2 separate regions of the Homo sapiens genome follow, and region 2 is linked to region 1. The links are chromatin loops, found by intact Hi-C in ENCODE. Cell type or tissue: mammary epithelial cell. All regions are shown on one strand. Each heading gives the region's core, and the rest is flanking DNA. Links, peaks and the distances in the headings are about the cores only. Region 1 overlaps RIN2 (Ras and Rab interactor 2). Region 2 overlaps RIN2 (Ras and Rab interactor 2).

What was found. A loop is a pair of places that touch in the nucleus more often than their neighbours do. Peaks named below come from ENCODE experiments on the same cell type or tissue, not always from the same donor. Only the 100,000 strongest peaks of a DNase experiment are listed, where the experiment ranks them.
Region 2: a loop joins it to region 1, with 6 times the contacts of the local background. A loop is called at or near these places in 31 of 110 quality-filtered maps.

Annotation. Positions count from the first base shown.
Region 1 is chr20:19,913,197-19,916,011 of GRCh38, forward strand. The region is part of intron 3 of RIN2 (Ras and Rab interactor 2); the gene reads left to right. Among named protein-coding and RNA genes, the nearest start is that of NAA20, 100 kb to the right of the region's middle. RefSeq lists an enhancer at 2,287-2,356. In mammary epithelial cell, for the core only: no CTCF peak of the experiment used is centred there; a DNase peak (open chromatin) is centred at 1,185; H3K27ac peaks cover 2,180 bases.
Region 2 is chr20:19,991,802-19,994,616 of GRCh38, forward strand. RIN2 (Ras and Rab interactor 2) reads left to right here. Exons shown (of 13, transcript NM_018993.4): 11 at 367-498. Among named protein-coding and RNA genes, the nearest start is that of NAA20, 24 kb to the right of the region's middle. RefSeq lists an enhancer at 1,204-2,075. In mammary epithelial cell, for the core only: no CTCF peak of the experiment used is centred there; DNase peaks (open chromatin) are centred at 1,600 and 2,260; H3K4me3 peaks cover 204 bases; H3K27ac peaks cover 2,500 bases.

The sequences.
Region 1 (2,815 bases), core at 140-2,639:
GTTGTCGTTGTTCACACTGTAGCTCTCAGATCTTACTGTTTTTTTTTTAATTGTGATAAAGCATACATAACATAAAATTTACCATTTTAAGCATTTTTAACCATGTTTTTTAAGCTCACCATTTTAAGCACTTTAGTGATGGTGTCTCACTGTGTTGCCCAGGCTGTTCTCAAACTCCTAGGCTCAAGCCATCTTCCTGCCTTGACTTCTGAAAGTGCTGAGATTACAGACATGAGCCACCATGCCCAGTCACATTTTAAACATTTTTAAATGTACAATTCTGTGGCATTAAGTACATTCATATTGTTGTGCAACCATCACCACCATCCATTTCCAGAACTCCTTTCATCTTGCAGAATTGAAACTCTATCTATTAAATAATTCCCCATTCCTCCTTTTCCTCAACCCCTGGTAACTACCCTTCTGCTTCCTGTTTCTATGAGTTTGACTCCTCTCGGTACTTCCTACAAGTGGAATCATACAGTGTTTGTCCTTCTGTAACTGGCTTATTTCACTTAGCTTAATGTCCTCAAAGTTTATCCTTTTTGTAGCATATGTTATAATTTTCTTCCTTTTTAAGGCTGAATAATATTCCATTGTATGAGAAGACCACATTTTGCTTATTCATTCATCCATCAGCGGACACTGGGTGCTTCTACCTTTTGACTGTGGGAAATAATGCTGCTATGAATGTGGATTAGAACCTGTTTTTAAGGAAGATTATTTTTTTCTCTTGCCCCGAATAAAAATATTAAAACCTATGTGATTAAGGGGGCCCATCTGCCCATAGGCATATGCACACGTGCGTTGTGATGGGGTGCGTGTGAAGTTGAATCTGAATTTTGTGAAATGCAACTACCAGAGTTTGCGGTCTAGGAGAGCCAGGTGGCTTTAATAACAGTATTATCAGTTCAGTGATCAGACGGGCTTACTGAGATGTCAAGTGAGTTAGATCAAGCAAACTAGTTGTCAGGGTTACTACTGTCTTTAACCACTCACCTGATGCTTGTTTCTTATTGTCTGTCTCATTTTTTCAGTCACATTGCAAGCCTTTTGGGGGATAGAAATAATATCTTATGCTTCTTTTGGTGTCTAGTTAGGCTATTACCCTAAAGGTAGCAGGTCTTCAATAATGTTGACAATGGTGTGAGTTGACAATGACTCACACCAAATTTGCCTGTCTGCACACGCTCTGCATTGTTCTGTGGTGTTCCTGTATGACTTTCCCAGTATGTACTTTCCCACCATCAGAAGGACATTGCATCAAAAAAATTTGCATTAAACAGTTGCTGCTCTCGTGTTTGAAGCTGGGCAGCTGAATTAAATTAGTGAATCGATGTGTTAATCAATTGCAAGAGCCAAATTTAACAAATATAAACTCAGCACCCACTATGTAGCCAGCTGGACGAGACACTGGATATACCGACCTGGGAAAGAATTGGTCTTGTGGTTGGGGCTCTCACACTCCAGTGGAACCTTGTTCACAGTGTGGTCTGCCCGTCAGCCATGGAGTTTGCTAAAAATGCAGACTCTCAGGCCCTACGGAATGCCTCTGAATCAGAACCTGCACCTTCACCAGGTCCCTAGGTCATGCGTGTGCACATTCCAGTTTGAGAAACACCAGTCTTGTGAATGTTATCCTGTTAGCTATATCCTAAATGATAACAAAGGGTGTTTTGTGTGTGTCAGGGAGAGATGAGACTAAGGTGGCACTGGGAAACTGTGCCCAGTTCTGGTCACTACAACCTCAATGAGAGCAGAACAGCACAAGAGACCCCTCTGTGGCCATTCCCTAAGACCTTCGGGATGACAGCAGTGCAGCTGGGAGAAAAGGCCCTACGGGTAGTGAAGGTATCTGACTGCCTAAGATGGAGCGAATCCCAGCAGGGATTTCCTGCTCTGAATTTATAGTAAAAAGAAAAACATTGTTTGGGTTCCTCCAGTAGCAGAGACAGAATACGAATGCAAGTAGTCTATTCTGTGTTGAGTGATCACAGAAAGTTCATGTGGGAGAGTAGGGGAGTGAGACAGGAAGGGGAGGCAGCCAATACATGGTGCAATCCCACTGGGGACCTCTGAGAGACTGTGTGGGGGCATCCAAGTTGTTCCACATAAGAGCGAGGCAGCTGGGGTGTTTGTGCACCCACTGCCATCCCTCCTTGGCTGAGGGCTGCCCTGGGGTATTAACTCCCCAGCACTGTGGTCTGATCTGCTCAGCACTCACTCCCAGCCACAGAGCTTCCTCAGCTGTGGGCAGAGACTTCCAGGTGCCTGCAGTAGAGCCATCACAACAGAAGAAAACGGTGACTTCCAAGGGTTGTGGGCAGAGCACTCACAGTCTCTGCTCCATGTGTCCCATCTGGATTAAGAAGTCAAGGGTGTCTCAGCAGATGTCCGCATCAGAGCGCAGGTTCCAAATGAGGAACAAACCTTTGCATTTCAGTAAATTTCAAATCTTAGTGACTCATCCCCTCAGAGTAACTAATCATCTTCACAAGACCGAAAATGGCTGAGCTTCATATTTGCTTATAATCCAAATTCCCTTTTCATACCCACTCTGCTCTCTTCCTTCCCTAAACCAACTCTATGTGCTCAGAGGACACTGACAAGCTCAATTTACAGAAAATTTTTTGTCATTTTCTGTTTCAAAATTTCCCTTCTGATATTGCATGCTACAGATTCATCTCCCCTATCCAATTCCTTTCACTGTGAACCCTTACTCCATTCTTTCCTGTTTTGTTTTTTAATTAAAACTGAAATTCTGGCCGAGCGCTGTGGCTCACGCCTGTAATCCCAGCACTTTGGGAGGCCGAGG
Region 2 (2,815 bases), core at 109-2,608, 79 kb after region 1:
ACAAAGAATTAGCATAAGTAAATATTTTGTAAGCATTTTATAATCTTGTTTGCTGAAAGTTAAAATATTTTAACGAGTATTCTGTTCTATCACATAATTTTATACAAATTATAAAAGTAGGGAGAAAATCTGTAATGTGTTCATTGGTTCATAGACATTCATTCTGAAACTGTAAGGGCTGGTCTCTAACATTAGCAGCTGGGAGGGTCAGAGGCTACATAGGATTCCAGAAACACTCACCTCTGTTTATAAATAGCACAGTTCCCCCCAGAGTGACTCCTTGCTGTCTAATAAAAGCAGCAAGAAGGATGTGAAAGAAAGAAAAGTTGGTAAAAATATTCCATCTCCTTCTCTTCCTGCTCTCAGGGAGGATGTATGGCGCTGATGACTTCTTGCCAGTCCTGACCTATGTCATAGCCCAGTGTGACATGCTTGAATTGGACACTGAAATCGAGTACATGATGGAGCTCCTAGACCCATCGCTGTTACATGGAGAAGGTAACTGCTTTTGAGAAAAGTTGAAGGAACTGGGTGCTATTTTTTTCATTTTTTTATAATTGAGACGAAATTCATGTCACATAACATTAATCATTTTACAGTGAATAATTCAGTGGCATTTAGTATATTCACAATGTCATGCATTCTCCACCTTTATTTAGTGTCAAACTATTTTCCTCACCCTAAAATAAAATTCTGCACCCATGAAGCAGTTACTTGGGTGCTTTTTTGACATCTTAAGTGTTAACTGAATTTTTTATTAATTTAAAAGAGTGTACTAACCTTTTTCTGATTGCAAAAGTAATACACACTCGTGGTAGAAAATTTGGAAAAGTCAGGAAAAACACAAAGAAAAAATATAACCCCATCTTAACTATACTTCACTAAGATTGCTTAATGGCAATAAAAAAAATACATTCAGTAGAATAAATGCCATTTTTTTTGGAAGAAATGGTTTCTTTGGCTCCAAGAGGAAATTATAAACTTTTGTTGAGGATATTTCCATTGCCAGGAAAATAACCTGCTCTTATATTAGTGAAATGGATAAAAGCTTGGCTTTGTTTTTATTTTTTAAAATTTCGTTTTCAAGGTGAAAACAGTATTAATTTTTTTCCAGTTTTTTTTAAGTATCTTTTCATTTTTATAGTAAAAATACAGGGGTGTGGAATCTGTGCAGTTTGCTCTCAATTTACGTTGGCATTCGGGTTCCTTCTCCTTGTGTCTGCCTAACCCCAACATGTCTTAGCAGAAATTCCTTCTCCTTACACATAGCTTAGGTATTTTACATGGAAATGATTAGGATGTTTGGCACAGTAGTGCACAGCCTTGAAACGCAGAAATAACTGGGACTCTATGTGAGCTTATCTTTTCAAAGGAGAACAAATCAGGGCCTGTGCACTGTGAATCCTCTTAATCCATTTTTATATATCCAGATAAAAGCCCAGACAAGCCCTGGGGGGGATTGTCACGGTTTCGTTTTTTTTTTTCCCGTGAGTTTCAGTCTGGGCTTGAGTAGAAAGGTCCATCTCTGACAGGATTCCCTAAGGAATGAGTCATCCCAGCATTTTCCCTGGAGGGAATGAAATGCATTTTTACCACCCCCAGAATGTGCCCCCTTAGTCTCCTCAGTCCTGTAATGTGAATTCACCAGGCCTTAACTTTTCCTGTCGGAGGGACCGCCCTCCTTGGAGCCCGATTATGCCCTTCCCACGTGACCATGGGTAGTGCTGACTCAGGATGGGGGATGAATATCTCTCCTCCCGTACCCGATCCCAGGCAGGTATGAATGGGCCTCTTTCATGCTTTCACCCTTTAGCCTCTTCTGTCCCCTTATTAATATTACTAACCATGGAACCAGACACTCCCCGATGAGCCTCCAAGGCCCTCCCTGGAGCTTTTCTTGCCTGCTCTGCCCTGGGATTAGACAGGACAAGGCCAAACATGTGGTTTTGCCCAGGGACCAAGAGAAGCATGTTAGTCTACATAGCATGCTTTCCTTCCTTCCACTGTAATGTTTGTTATTAATACAGTTTGGGGTTTGGTTATTCTTTTTCGAGCTTCGATCATGTTTAATTCTAGTAATATAAGTATGTAGAGCTCTTAGGGCTTTGGGGAAAAAGACACGCCGGTTTCACTTAGAAAGTCGATTCTGTTGCTGACAATGTGCACTCAGGACAAACATTGCTTGTATCTTGTGGCTCAAGGATAGAAACAGCTACTTCCTGCCCCTTTCCCAGATTGGCCCAGGGCAAGGCCCTGTGTTGATGACTAATGGACAGGTGGCTGTCTTCTCCTCCACGAATCCCACAAGAAAGACAAGGGCACAGCTAGTGAGGATACAAAAGCTGCTGGTGAGCTCGCACTTAAATAGAGCCTGCTTCCACTTAACCGTGTCTGGGGCTTCTTGGCTGCCTTCCTTGGGAAGTAGGCGGCCCAGTTGGGTTGGCTGTGATCACAGACCAGGCCTGCACAGCATCGAACTGAAGCTATGCAGCCTGGGAGGAAGAGGCTACTGAGCAGTGGCAAAAATACAGATTGGACTTTTCCGTGCCTGCCCAAAGTCCTCTTTGGTTTGCGGGGTAGCAGCCACGTCTGTTTTCCGCTGTTTAAGCAGGTATTCTCATTTACCAAAAAGGCGTCATAGAATCCCTTAGAAGTGCACAGCTCTTGTGGTAGGGTTATAGTCTTGCTGAAATTTAAAACCTTCTCTAATTGCATCCACATGTTTCAAAGTGTGGTCAATTTTGTGCTTCCAGCATTTGAGTTTTCTCCTTAGCGTCCTGAACAGATGAGAGCTAGGGAGTCTAAAATTTGAAGT